Linked DNA regions of Homo sapiens: region 1 is linked to region 2. A link is an interaction called in ENCODE POLR2A ChIA-PET data of the cell type or tissue named here. Cell type or tissue: HepG2. All regions are shown on one strand. Links, peaks and the distances in the headings refer to the core of each region. The heading gives the core; the rest is flanking DNA.

Evidence for each region. ChIA-PET counts read pairs that join two places held together with the same protein. Peaks named below come from ENCODE experiments on the same cell type or tissue, not always from the same donor. Only the 100,000 strongest peaks of a DNase experiment are listed, where the experiment ranks them.
Region 1: POLR2A ChIA-PET joins it to region 2 with 5 read pairs; 3 of 35 experiments call an interaction of 5 or more read pairs at or near these places.

The regions. Positions count from the first base shown.
Region 1 is chr14:54,134,912-54,142,425 of GRCh38, reverse strand. The region is part of intron 4 of LOC105370507 (a long non-coding RNA gene); the gene reads left to right. Among named protein-coding and RNA genes, the nearest start is that of BMP4, 180 kb to the right of the region's middle. RefSeq lists a cis regulatory region at 3,597-3,610 and an enhancer at 3,531-3,675. In HepG2, for the core only: no CTCF peak of the experiment used is centred there; DNase peaks (open chromatin) are centred at 3,625, 4,075, 5,305 and 6,435; H3K4me3 peaks cover 1,003 bases.
Region 2 is chr14:54,349,535-54,357,048 of GRCh38, reverse strand. No RefSeq gene overlaps it. Among named protein-coding and RNA genes, the nearest start is that of CDKN3, 44 kb to the left of the region's middle. In HepG2, for the core only: no CTCF peak of the experiment used is centred there; DNase peaks (open chromatin) are centred at 2,778, 3,598 and 3,958; H3K4me3 peaks cover 1,699 bases.

The DNA.
Region 1 (7,514 bases), core at 1,746-6,745, 220 kb after region 2:
TTGGCCTGTGGCTTGTGCTTGGGTTCCTCCAAAGGGGAGCACTTGCAGGAGATCAGACAATGGGAGCAAAGTGGGTTTGAGAATTTATTCTAGACTTTAGACTCTTTTTGAAGATAGGAAGGTCTATTTGCCTAAATTTTGGCCAATGGAATGAGGGTGGAAGATACACTGCTTCTGAGATCTTGCTGTGGTCCTTACCCGAAATCTTCTCCCATGTACAGATTGGATGTTGATGTTTAGAGCAGTCTCAGAAGTCATGGGTCAAAAATGATAAAGCCTTGTCCATCTGAGTCTCTGAAGGATTATATAACCCCCATGCCCTGCCAATTAGATCTTATATGAATAAGTAATAACCTTCTATTGAATTAGCCACTGAGATTTAGGGGTTAGCTGTTTAGCAGTTAACATTATCCTAATGACTACATTGCATCTATTTTGTTGAGAGTAAGTTGCATTCTTTTTTTTTTTTTTTTTTTTTTGAGACAGAGTTTCGCACTTTCCCCCAGGCTGGAGTGCAGTGGTGTGATCTCGGCTTACTGCAACCTCTGCCTTCGGGGTTCAAGTGATTCTCCTGCCTCAGCCTCCAGAGTAGCTGGGGTTACAGGCACCTGACACCGTGCCCAACTAATTTTTGTATTTTTAGTAGAGATGGGGTTTCACCATGTTGGCCAGGCTGGTCTCGAACTCCTTACCTTGTGGTCTGCCTGCCTCAGCCTCCCAAAGTGCTAGGATTACAGGTGTGAGCCACTGCGCCCAGTAAGTTGCATTCTTAAAACAATAACTGTTTCCTTTAAAATACTGACATTAGCAACTCACACAGCAATGGGTTCCATGTCAGTGGCAGATTTCATGTTTTGCTGATTGTGGATTCATGACCTACTAATAGGTTGTGACTAACAGTTTTAAAACATCCCATTAAATGCATTTCATACCAACATGTATAAATACAGACCTGCCCACTGTCCACTCAAAATCAGTCACCAGGAAAACTGTTAGTTTTATTTACAGCGTAATTTGGCAAACTCTTAATTTAAAACTGTAATCAAACTCTTCTGAACAGATTGATTATGCCATCTAGCTTGTCCTCTTTGCTTTCTATAACATTCATATCCTTCTTGAAGGGCTATAGAGACTGGGAGATACATCTTAACCTGTGATTTTGGGAGGGGTGGATTCATGTGTCCTTTGCTTTGCTTTGTTAGTTTTTATTTCCTTTGAGTCCATTAGCTTCAGCAAATTTCTGGCATTAAAAGTATCTACACCATTTTAACTCTAAGCCCTCATTTAAACAAGATCAAATGTTTAACACCCTCAGTAGAGATCCTGGTACACAGTAAGTCCTTGTTATATGTATGTGTGTATCTCTATGTAGCTATTTATCCGTCCATTCATCTATATTTTGAAGCAGAGTCACATTCTCCTCTGTCCCATGGGACTGCTCATTCTCAGTAAAGAACTGCATCCAAGCTCCATAAAGTACACAGTGGTTAGCGGACTGACTTATGGGATATTATATATTTGAGTTGCTTCCCAGTCAACCCCCTTGTACTAATCTTCTATTGCTGCATAACAAATTACCACAAACTTCAGCAGTTTCAAATATAACCAATTTATTATCCCATAGTTCCTGCAGATCAGAAGTCTAGGCATGATTTAACTGGGTTCTCTGCTCAGGGTCTCACAAGGCTGAAATCAAGATGTCAGCCAGGCTGTGTTCTTATCTGGAGACATGATTTGGGAATAAAGTGCTTCCAAGCTCATTCAGTTTGTTTGCACTATTTGTTTCCTCACAGCTGTATAGTTGAAGTCCTTGTTTTCTTGCTAGCTGTTGGCCAGGGATCATTCTTAGAAAATAGAGGCCATCCTCAGATCCTTGCCATGTGGACTTCTCACAAATCCTCTTACTACATGAGAGCTTACTTTTTCAACCCAGAAAGAGAGTCTTTCTTGCTTGGGCTCTCTGACTCTAGACCTTATTTATTTTACTTTATTCGTTTATTCATTCATACATACATATATACATACTGAGTCTTGCTCTGTCACCCAGGCTGGAGTTCAATGGTGCGATCTCAGCTCACTACAACCTCCATCTCCCAGGCTCAAGTGATCCTCCCACCTTAGCCTCCCGAGTAGCTGGGACTACAGGCACATGCCACCATGCTTGGCTAATTTTTAAAACAATTTTTTTTTTCTAGAGACAAGCTCTCCTTGTTTTGTCCAGGCTGGTCCTGAACTCCTGGGCTCAAGTGATCCTCCTGCCTCTTCCTCCCAAAGTGGTGGGATTATAGGCATGAGCCACTGTTTCTGTCCTCTAGACTGTCTTTCAAAGGGCTCCACCTGATTGGCCAGGTCTATCCTAGATAATCTTCTTTTATTAACTGAAAGTCACCTGATTTGGAAGCTTAACTACGTTTGCAAAAATCCCTTCACCTTTGCCATATAACATGGTGTAATAATCATGGGAGTGGTATCTCATCACTTTTGCCATATTCCGTTGGTTAGAAGCAAGTCACAAGTTTTGCATGCACTCATGGGAGGTGGTTATACAAGCGTGTGAGCCTTTGGGGGTCATCTTACAATTCTGCCTACCATACCCCTTCAACTTGGTTTGTGTAGTGCTCACCCCCCTACCCTGCCCTGCCCTTGTTACCATTTGGATAACAGGATTTTTATGAACATGAAAGGCTGTTGGAATGAGAGAATGATGGATTCTAAGCTTTTTAGAAAGAAAAACCATACAGCAGTATGGTGAATATTACAAAGTAGCCTCATGAGTACATTGCCTATACTGAACTCCTGAGTAGATTGAGGAGATTCCGACCTTCTCTGTAGGTGGTTCTGGTGATAAGTAAGAGCAGATCTCGAGACACAGTGGTGGAGATGAGAAGTCTTCATCTAATCGAAGCAAGAAATTCTCATTGACCAGCTTCCTACTTTTGAAAGCTTAACAGGACACATAGGAAAAGTCCATAATTTGAAAAGACATCATTGTCCAAATGTAGGCTAGTGGAATTTATGCTCTAGTTCCTTGAAGTTTTATCTAGGCCCACAATGAGAGGAGCCTCTTACAAAGTACTGTAAAGTGTGGGCCCATGTGTGTGCATGGAGGGAGAGTGGGACTGAGTAGGGAGAGAGGGCTTGCTTTTCTCAGCAAGAGATTCTATTCTTTGTTACTTCAACATTTCAGCAGAGATGACCCTGAACAGAAAGACATTCCTTAAAATGAAGCATAGATTTGTCAGGTTTGAACTGCTGGACTATTTAAAGTACAACTTAAAAAAATACCACAGACTTGATTTTTTTTTCCCTACTGCCTTCCTCTAGGTATTTCTTTATACAAGAACTTCTGGGTTTTTATATTCCAAGATTACCTCCAGATGGTCTGAAGTGTTCTTTCTCAGCCATTTCCTAGTGGCATTTTTTTCTTACCTAGGGAGAGGTACCACAGAGATCAATGCCAGAGGGCATTATTGAAAACATTGACCCAGAAGGCACACTCCAGGCCACTGGAAGCATCTGCTTCACAAATGTCAGGCTGGGGGACATCACCAGATGTTAGTGTTGAAATAGCATTTAGAAGACAAACATTGACTCCAGAGGCCAAGGGTCACCTAAACAAAGAGCCAGACTGGCAAGGAGGATCAAAGTGAGGGTACAAAAACTAGATTCATGTGGCCATGACTTTCTGTGGTCTAGCTCACAGTTCATCAGACTTTCCAGGACTATAGAAAGTTTTTGCATTGTCTTCTGTGGCTTGGATCTCAGTCCTAGCTGGTGGAGTGTTGGCTGGAGAGAGAGGAAAGGGGAGGCACGAAATGATAGGGCAGGCACAAATTTAACATACAGACATTCAAATAATTTCTTCTTCATGTGGGATCTTGGGGATCCATGAAACACAATCTAAAAACTGCTATACCAGGGGATTTTAGGTTGTCTCACCAATACCAAAAATTGGAATGAGGTTATTCCTTCTCTTTGTACCAAAGAGGATACCCTGCTAAGCCTTTCTGAGAGTGAAAGTGAAAGGGGGAGTCTTTCTTCACTCTTTTTTCTCTGTGTGCTTGTCCGTGTTATTAGTGCCATTCAGTGTGGAGGCCAGAGGATTGTCAATAAGGTAGACAGGATGTATGTTTCTCATGGTGCCTTCTTTTTATTGTGCCCCAATCACACATTCTTTTATGCTTATGCATTTGAGGCAAGGCTCACAAATGATAACACCACGTAATATTTACTTGGTTAGGTTCAAATTGGGGATGGAGTTGGGCCAAGATGGAGGCTAAGAATAGAAAAAGAAGAATGAAGAAGAGATAGCTTTTTACTCCTTCAACTACATATGTTAAGATACTATGAGAAACTAACAAGATTCTGGCTTGATTATAAAATATGCTGACCACCAAGCTGGGGATCTGGAGACTTTTATTCCTTACATCACCAAATACTTTAATATACCAGGAATGGTGAATATCAAACTATCCTAGCTTAAGTATTCTGCTCTGTCTCTTGGAAACACCCTCCCCAAAACAATCTTTGATGTGGAGCAGATTTGTAGAGAATTATAAAAAAATTACTCACCCGTTAAACATTTTTCACAGACCTGAAAAAGTATGAGGTGGTAAAATCTATAAAGTTGGCATTCTTCTTTTTATTCATCTGGCACACATTGTTACTTGGCTCAGGTGAGAAGACTTGTAAGAGTGATGACAGTATATTTGAAATGTTTTTCATTTCAGTAGAATGTCTTTTTGAAGAATCTTGGACTTTCTTTTTTTTTTTTTTACTTGAGTGAAAGCTGAAAGATTTAACAGTTGTTGAACTCTCCAGGCACAAAGCAACAAGCCAGTGGAGGAGCTGAGACCAAAAATCCTCGCGTTTTGACTGACTGACTTCATCAGAATAAATAAGTGGCAATTGAGCTGCTCTGTTCTAGGCCTTTGAGGATGAGGTTGAGCATCCATGACCCCAGCCAGTTTCAGGGTGACTGCTGGATGCTGGAGAAGGATCAAGAACTGTTTACCATGGAGGGTACAGGGCAGGCATCTGTGGGTGCCATCAAGCGTGCAGGGCCTGCACAGTCACTACTTCAAAACACAGAACTCCCTCTTCAAAAATGTATAAGTTGTTCTTCCAGAGGCCCAGTTCTCGGCTTTAAGCCAGAGATGGCATTTAACTGTATAGCATCTATTCACCCTGTTTCTGGTAAAACAAAACAAATCCTTGAGTTTTCATGGGAAACTGCCCCTCCTTCACTGTCAGAACACATAGGTTGGGTGGAGCTGACTCCTCCTCATGCTTCAGGGCTGGCCACACTGGAAATTACATTCTCCTGCATAGTGATTGGCTCAATGATGGACATGTGACCCAATCACAGTGACATGTGACCCAATCACAGTGGAGAAGACTTAGTTCTTGGAGATCGTTAGAAAAAGAGAAATCTTTCTGTGGAGGTTGTTGTGAGGATAAAAAGTGACCTGGAGCTTCTCGCTTCCATCTTGTCACACCCCACCCCCAGTGGCCTGGTGGTGGGGTTGGGGAGCCTTCCTGAGAATGGAGCCTGCAAAGAGGAAAGCTGATCAAGACACAGAGAGGCAACTTCATGAAAAATTGAGCACCTGGATCCAGCCATGACGGAGTTCACAATACCCTTAGATTTTTTTTTTTTAAATCATCTTCTGATTTATGTTGAAGGCAGTTTGAGTTGTTTTCATTCACTTGCAACAAAGAGAGCCTTGAATTAACACATGTCCAGGCAGGGAGGAGACATGAAGCATCCTTTTACTCTTATCCATGTTCTCAGACATATTAATCCATTTTACTTTTTAGGGAAATCCTTTATCTCCCTTAATAAAGTCAATCCAGATTGCCTAAAATTATCACTGGAGGAAGATCTTCACATTGGGAGGAGGTCTTGACCCCTGAATTTTGTCTTCCCCTTGGTTATTTCTTGCTCATGCTACTGCTGCCGTGACACATAAAAAGACCCAAACCCTTCTCTCCTCTTCATAAACACATGTACAGGTTCTGCAAGATTGGCAGTGAAGGGAGAATCTCCTTGTTCGAGAGACTGGCTGGACCTCATAACCTCAATGCCCATTCCCCTGATGTTTGTCTTTCATTGATATTATTAAAAGACATTATTATTTCCTCACATGCTTATGTTGAGCAGATGAGGAAAATGGGCCACCCTGACCTCCCGCTTCCTTGAACCCACCTCACTCCCACCCAGCATTATGTACACAATTGCACAACCTCTCCCTTTCCTCTGACCATAACTAAGCCAGGGTGGACAGAAGGAGCAATTGTTGCAGCGACACTCTCATGCTGCCCTGCTTCCTTTCTCCTCTGCTCCTGTTAGGTAACCCCTCTCATCAACTCCTTATTTGAGGTTTATGTGCTCAGCTTGACCTTGAGAACATTTTGGTGGTTAAAGTATATAGAGTTGACTGTTTTTTTCCAACGAAGGTTTGGAAAACATATTCCAACACAACACCATTTTATTTTTCTTGTAGAGTCTCTAAGGGCAGTATTGCTCCATAAAAGAAACTGGTTACAACAGATTGTTGTTAAGATACCATTCTCTGTGTCAAGGGTGGATGTGAGGTCATATGTGATATTGTCCATTTTAAAACATCTGGTCATGTCAGTACAGACTCTTCTGGGAGTTCTGACATTGGGTACACACCAGTGGAACGTTTTACAAAGAAGTTGACAGGCTCTACTGGATATTTTGGAATCAGAATTTCTGAGGTGGGCCCAGTTACATGTACTTCGAAAAAGCTCTGAAGGTGATTCTGGCAGACAGCCAGGTTGAAAAACGCTGGACCAAGATCTCAGGACTTGGGGAGACTCAAGAGAGTCAAAACTGTACCAAGGCTGGTTTTGAACTCATTTAATAATATGTAGATTATTGCTTTCACTCTCTACATATTTTGGTTATCTATTGCTGCATGACAAACTACTATAATATTTAGTGACTTAAACCAGAAGTGATTTATACTCTCATGAATCTATTGACTGGCAGTTCTGTTTTGCAAGGTGTCAGCAGGGACACTGGGTACAGCTGGAAGGTTCAGAATGGCCTCAGTTCCATCTCTGGCAGTTTATATACTGGCCTCTGGCTGGGACCTTAACTGGGGCTGTAAGCCAAGGTTTCAAGTCTGCTCCACATGGGTCTTTCCACATGGCTGCATGGGTTTACTTACAGCATGGTGGCTAGGGGATAAAAAGGTGCATTCTGGCCAGGCACGGTGGCTTACACTTGTAATCCCAGCACTTTGGGAGGCCGAGGCAGGTGGATCACAATGTTAGGAGTTTGAGACCAGCCTGGCCAACACAATGAAACCCCGTCTCTACTAAAAATAGAAAAAGATTAACCAGGCATGGTGATGGGCACCTGTAATCCCAGCTACTTGGGAGGCTGAGGCAGGAGAATTGCTTGAACCAGGGAAATGGAGGTTGCAGTAAGCTGAGATCGTGCCACTGCATGCCAGCCTGGGTGACAGAGCTACACTCCATCT
Region 2 (7,514 bases), core at 828-5,827:
ATTCCTTTACTCCACTTTAGGGAGAACCAACTCTTTCCTTTGCACTCCAACAGAGTCTGTGGAATTTTTCTTTCCATGATGCACACTCTAAGACTCTAAGCTCCAAGAAGACAGATTTCACGTCTTAATTATCCACTTATCCTCCAGACCTAGCACAGTGATTGGCACATAGTAGGCACTCAGTAAATTTTTGTTGAATGAATAAACTAGACAGTAGTTAGTTGCCAAGATGTATGCTTTCTAAAATTGGGACTAATTTTTATTAAAAAATTGCCAAAATGATACAGCTGAAAACTTAATATCATTCCAAGATCCTCATAAATATTGATGGTTCTTTTGGAAGCTAGTTTCCAGTGATGGTCCCCAGTGAAACATGCCTCCTAGTACTCTTGTGTAGTTCCCTACCCTTGAGTCTGGGCTGGCCCTGTGACTTGCTTTTTGACCAATAAAGTGAGGTGGAAATGATACTGTGTGACTTCCAAGGCTGGGTCAGGTCTTACAGCCTCTATCCAAGCCTCTTGGAATGCTTGCTCTTGGGATACTTCCTCCGGGATCCCAGCTACTGTGCTGGGTGGAGCTCAGGTTACATGAAGAGGCCACATATAGGCTATGTGATGTGCTTTCCCAGACCACTGCTGGGCTCTTGGCCAACAACTAGCTTCAACTGCCATCACAGGAGTGAGGCACAGTGAACGTCAGGCCCACTGAGCTTACAGATTGAAACTCACTCCTCCATTTGACTGCAACATGACGTCCCTGGATGAGAACTGTCCAGCTGAGCCCATTCAACCTTCAGAATTGTGGGAGATAATACTAAAATTGTTTTAAGCCAATAAGTTTTGGACTGGTTAAGCAGCAATGGATAGCCAGAACACCTTTGAAATGAATAAAATATGTTTGAAATTATTAGGTCAGGATAGTTTAAATTGTCTTGCTATGATTGACTTTGGAGTTCTGCGCTACATTATTTCACAAATAACCTACTTGACCTCATGCCTCAATGATTGCTTTTAAGTGTACAGTTTCCTTTATTTAGAGAGTTAGTATTGATATATTTACATAGTTATCTTTAAAAATCTTAGTTAAGTTCTCTAACACATTGATACACACCAAATTTTTAAACAGTGACTAACAGGATGATGAAAAATGACAGTATAAATTCCATCCTATAGTAGCCAGTAAATTTTTATTTTATTAGATTGAAACTAAAAAAAATCTTTTAATGACCCTATTAGTCATTCTCTAGTAAAATAACCTGTCGCAGGATTTAGTAATATTTATTTCACTTCTATCTGTTGGATGGTTCTCTCCCTCCATTTAGAAATTAAACTATAATTTACACACAGTAAAATCATGCTTATTTGTATATAGTTTTATAAAATAGATGCGAAACTATTCAAATGTATAGTTTCTACATTTGACTAATTAGATAGCTGTGTAACTACTGCCACAATCAAGATACAGAATAATTCCATCATCTTCCAAAGTAGTCCTGTGCCCCTTTATAGTCAAGTCTCTTCCCAACCCCTGGCTACCACTGATTTAAAAAAAATAATTTACTGAAGTGAAACTCATATAACATAAAACTAACCATTTTAAAGTGAACAATTCTGTGACATTTAATACATTCACAATGTTGTGCAACACTACCCCTGTCTAGTTTGAAAACATTTCCATAACTTCAAAGTAAAATTCCTTACAGTTATCTCCCTCTTTCTTGCTCCCCAGTCCCTGGTAACTATCAATCTGTATTCTGTCTCTGTGGATTATCTAGTCTGGATATTTTATACAGATGGAATCATATATGACCTTTTGTATCTGGCTTTAACTTAGCATAATGTTTTCAAGGTTCATCCACATTGTAGCAAGCATCAGTACTTCATTCTTTTTCATGGCTGAATAATATTCCACTGTATGTATATAATCTATATTTTTTGTCCCTATAATTTTGCCTTTGCAAGAGTGTCATATAAAATGCAATTATATCATCTATCAGCTTTTGAATCCAATGAGATGTTTTGATCTGTGCTTTTAGAGTGTGTGGATACCTTCCCTATCATTTACTAAACTTTTTTTTCTCATGGTTTTGTGGTGGCATGATATTGTGGACTTATAACTTATGTGTACCCTCCTGCTCTATGCTTTATCAAATTTACTCATTTTTACATTGACGCCTTGCCCTAAGCCTGAACACTCAATGTTAGTCACCATCACTTTAAGGAAAGATCTTTGGTGTGAAATCGGTGAACACAACTTCTGAATCTTCATTTTAAATTCCAAAGCCATTTCATGGGTATAAGCAAGATTTGTGAAGAACACTTTAGGAGTCGGGATTATTTTTCCCCCATAAGACACAGAAGAGAAGAAGAAAACTGTGGGCTGGAGAGGTGAGATAGAGGCAGGAGTAAGTGATCTCTGAGAAAGCAGAACCTTCTGCTACTCACACCCATCCTAGAGAGCAGCGCTGGGGAAGGAGCAGTGTGCTGGTGAGGGAGAAAAGGAAAAATGAGTTGGGCAGACAGCTAAAGATGGGTCCTTGGTAAAACTCCTTCAAACAGAGAAACAGCCTGAAAAATCAAAGCTATAGGCACAAACAGCAGCCTGGGGAAAACTCAGGCTGCAGCTGCACAGATAAGAAAGCAAGACCCAACACAGCAGCCTTTGTTCTTGGTGTAATCAGCAGGCTCCCAGGAAAAAGTTTCTTCCCCTTTTCAGGTATGTACATGGGAGGCTCCATGGGAACTTGCATGGGGAGGGGGTGGGGCCTTACCCAAACATACCCACAGTTGCACAAACAAGAGAAGCTGCACTTTGTGCTTTCCTAAAAAGACATGCCCACAGCTGCAAAGATTAGGAGAGTTACACAGACAGCTCCACAGATAAGGGAAGTTACACAAACAGCTGCAGAGATGAGGAGAGTTTCTCATAAAAGCTTTTGGATTCAACTGTAAAAACGGCAACTCCTCTTTTGGGCCCTCTTTCCATGGCAACACCTCTTTTGGGCCCTCTCTTCTTTCACTTATTAAACTTGCACTCCAACCTCGCCCTTTGTGTCCACACTCCTTAATTTTCTTGGTTGTGAGACAAAGAACTCTGGGTGATACCTCACAAAGAGACTGCTACATTGTGGTGCTTTGGCTGAAAGCCAAGAGGTAACAAACTGTGTAACACTGGGACATTGAGATCCACATGGGCACACAAGGGCAGAGGGAGCTTGAGATGATGTCCAGGATGAGTTCTGGGACAGCATGCCATGCTCTGGGGCTTCCCTCCCACACTGGTGGGATGCCTCATACAAGTAAAGACAAGGAGCGTAGGTATCAACACAGCCAACAACCTACCTGGTTTCCTGCCCTTGGAAGAGCACAGTTTCATATCACTCAAGAAGGGCTTGCGAATTAGCCAAGAGGAAGCGTGAGGGCAGGTGGGCCTGAAGGTGTCCCTTGGTAGAAAGACCAGCATTTTGAGTGCTCACTTTGTGGCTGGAGACGAGATAGGAATTCAGCTCCCCCAGCACATGCTGGCTCTGGAGGGTCATCAGATCTGAGGACCAAACTGAGCAGAACATCTCAGCAGTTGCCAGTGTAAGGCAGATGATGGCCACAAGGGAGGAGATGCCTTTTCCGGGTGTCACAGTGCTACACAAGTCCCCAAGAGCTTAGAAACGACCTTGAGAAGAGGAGGAGGAGGAGGAAATGCTGAACTGTTTTTAAATTTGAAACTGCTAACGTACCTGGAGTTAGCTAGGAGTGTAATTTCTGCCAGCAGTTGGAATTGGAACTTGATAGAGATGAGGAGTGGCAGACTTACTAGCCTCTGTGTGCCTCAGTCGTTTCAGCTGGCAAAGAGGGAGGTGGTCATAGTACCTCCCCATGAAGGTTACTGTGAGGGTTAAATAAGGTAATGTGTGCACAGAATTTAGGATGGTGCCTGGCACACAGCAAGCATTCAGTAAATGTTTGCTCTCATTGTCTGCAAAATGCATACCTACATACCACGAACAAACAAACTGAAAAACAAAAAGTGACAGAAAATACATTGTTGGAAAAACTTACCTATGGTAGTTCTGTGGTATTGACAAGTGAACCAGGAAGTCAGACTTCCTGCCCTTTGGAGCTTTCAATTTAAGACATATTCAAACTTTTGACAGTCCCTAATGTTGCCAATAAAGCTAAAGATGAAATAAGTGTTGACTGCGGCCAGGCGCGGTGGCTCATGCCTGTAATCCCAGCACTTTGGGAGGCTGAGGCAGGCAGATCATGAGGTCAGGAGATGGAGCCCATCCTGGCTAACATGGTGAAACCCCGTTGCTACTAAAAATAGAAAAATTAGCCAGGCATGGTGGCACGCACCTGTAGTCCCAGCTACTTGGGAGGCTGAGGCAGGAGAATCAATTGAACCTGGGAGGTGGAGGTTGCAGTGAGCCGAGATCATGCCACTGCACTCCAGCCTGGCAACAAAGCGAGACTCAGTCTCTTAAAAAAAAAAAAAAAAAAAAAAAAAATTGTTGACTGCACGTTAAGCATCAGCCAATTGAGATGATAAGACTGGTTATTTTAGGAAGGCTTTATAGGGTCTTTGCATCTGGGGAGTAACCTGGGATCTTTTATTAATTTTTTTTTATTATACTTTAAGTTTTAGGGTACATGTGCACAATGTACAGGTTAGTTACATATGTATACATTGACATGCTGGTGCGCTGCACCCACTAACTCGTGATCTAGCATTAGATGTATCTCCCAATGCTATCCCTCCCCTCTCCCCCCACCCCACAACAGTCCCCGGAGTGTGATGTTCCCCCTCCTGTGTCCATGTGTACAGTAACCAAAACAGCATGGTACTGGTACCAAAACAGAGATATAGATCAACGGGACAGAACAGAGCCCTCAGAAATAATGCCGCGTGTCTACAACTGTCTGATCTTTGACAAAGCTGAGAAAAACAAGCAATGGGGAAAGGATTCCCTATTTAATAAATGGTGCTAGGAAAGCTGGCTAGCCATATGTAGAAAGCTGAAACTGTATCCCTTCCTTACACCTTATACAAAAATCAATTCAAGATGGATTAAAGACTTAAACGTTAGACCTAAAATCATAAAAACCCTAGAAGAAAACCTAGGCATTACCATTCAGGACATAGGCACAGGCAAGGACTTCATGTCTAAAACACCAAAAGCAATGGCAACAAAAGCCAAAATTGACAAATGGGATCTAATTGAACTAAAGAGCTTCTGCACAGCAAAAGAAACTACCATCAGAGTGAACAGGCAACCCACAAAATGGGAGAAAATTTTTGCAACCTACTCATCTGACAAAGGGCTAATATCCAGAATCTACAATGAACTCAAACAAATTTACAAGAAAAAAACAAACCCCATCAAAAAGTGGGCAAAGGACATGAACAGACACTTCTCAAAAGAAGACAGTTATGCAGCCAAAAAACACATGAAAAAATGCTCATCATCACTGGCCATCAGAGAAATGCAAATCAAAACCACAATGAGATACCATCTCACACCAGTTAGAATGGCAATCATTAAAAAGTCAGGAAACAACAGGTGCTGGAGAGGATGTGGAGAAGTAGGAACACTTTTATTTTTTTTTTTTGAGACAGAGTACAGTGACATGATCACAGCTCACTGCAGCCTTGACCTGCCCGGCTGAAGTGATCCTCCCACTTCAGCCTCCTGAGTAGCTAGGACCACAGGTGAGAGCTACCATTGCTGGCTAATTTTGTTTAGTTTTTGTAGAGACAAGGTCTCACTAGGTTGCCCAGGCTGGTTTTGAACTGCTGGGCTCAAGTGATCCTGTCTCAGCCTCCCAAAGTGCTGGGATTACAAGCATGAGCCACCGTGCCTGGCTTTCACCTGGGATCTTACCTTCAACCTTGTACCTTGATGGGCTTGACTCAGTGTAACTCTTCCTATAATCTGACACTCTCTCTTTCCTTTCCATATATATTACATGCAAAAATACTTTTCTGTTCAGCCAACCTTTTCAGTGGTTCAAAAGATGTATTGGTCGGCCGGGCACAGTGGCTCACGCCTGTAATCCTAGCACTTTGGGAGGCCAAGGTGGGTGGATCACGGGGTCAGGAGATCAAGACCATCCTGGCTAACACGGTGAAACGGTGTCTCTACTGAAAATACAAAAATTTAGCTGGGCGTGGTGGCAGGCACCTGTAGTCCCAGCTACACGGGAGGCTGAGGCAGGAGAATGGCGTGAACCCGGGAGGCGGAGCTTGCAGTGAGCCAAAATTGTGCCACTGCACTCCAGCCTGGACGACAGAGCGAGACCCTGTCTCCAAAAAAAAAAAAAAAAAAAAAAGATGTATTGGTCAATTTGTTAATAGCATATCATTATAAATGTGTTATTGCTAGAAATTAGCAGCCAAAATATAACACGATAGAGTGTTCCTTGTAGCTTCCTTGCTCATCTTACATTGCCCATTGTAACATTTTTAGGATTGTTAACCATATCATTTCTTCATGTTTCACAGTACTGCACTTATAATTAGTGTCTATCAGTGTCTGTTATCATACTGTCCTCTTGGCTTTCAACCAGTTAATTATTTGTTGGATTGCTTTTCAGAGTACTGGCTGCCTTCCCTATGACGTGCTGCCTCCCTTCCCGCTGATCATCTTACTCTTCTGTTCTTTGCTATTTTCAGACACTATTTTGCACTCATTATGCACAAGTTCAAACTTTAGTCATGTGAAGAGAGCTGAGTGCCTTGTCTAATTTTTCAGCACCAAACCAAATAAACAAAAAACGCATAAAGTCCATTTAAAAATATCCACACTGCATCAGGGAACAGAGAAGCTTTTTCTCTCTCATGTGAAATCTTCTCCAGGAAACCACCAGGACTGAGGCCCCCATGGCGCACACATGCTTGCTTTAGGTGCTTACGTTAAGATGGTATTTCATTAGTTTTGGATGGTCCCTTCCACAGAGCTCAGATGCTATGCTTCTTTCTATTTTAAAAGGGGGGACGAAAAGATTGGCTTTTCATCCAAAATACTCATGTTCTTCTAGCATATTAAAATTCATTTGTGACTAAGTCATTATAGTGAAGTACTTGGAAACCTTTCTATTCTAGAGAGTTCTGGGCACAAACACATTTACAGTGTGCACTAATGCCAGGCTCATGTCCTCACGTCCTCCAAGGGACAGGGATGAGCTGGGTCATAAACCAAACAGTGGGACTCTGGCAATCCCTTTTAGCTCAGGCAGATGCAAAATTGAAGACCCAAAAGAAGCCTTCCAAAGGTCACAGCAGGTTGCTCTCAGGAAAAGAGAATCAGTAATTTATTTTTAAGCAATCTCTTAGCCTCTGTGACAGTTATGTTTCCTTGTAAGCTGCTTTGGAGCCACTCACCACTCTGAAATTGCAGAGTAGGCTACGAACAATCCGGCTTCGTAAGAACATGCAAGTGAGGACCCACGAGGAGATATTCTTGTGCTTTTTAAAGTGCTTCTCTCACTTTGCTTCCTAAACTGCCTTAATTGAGGCAA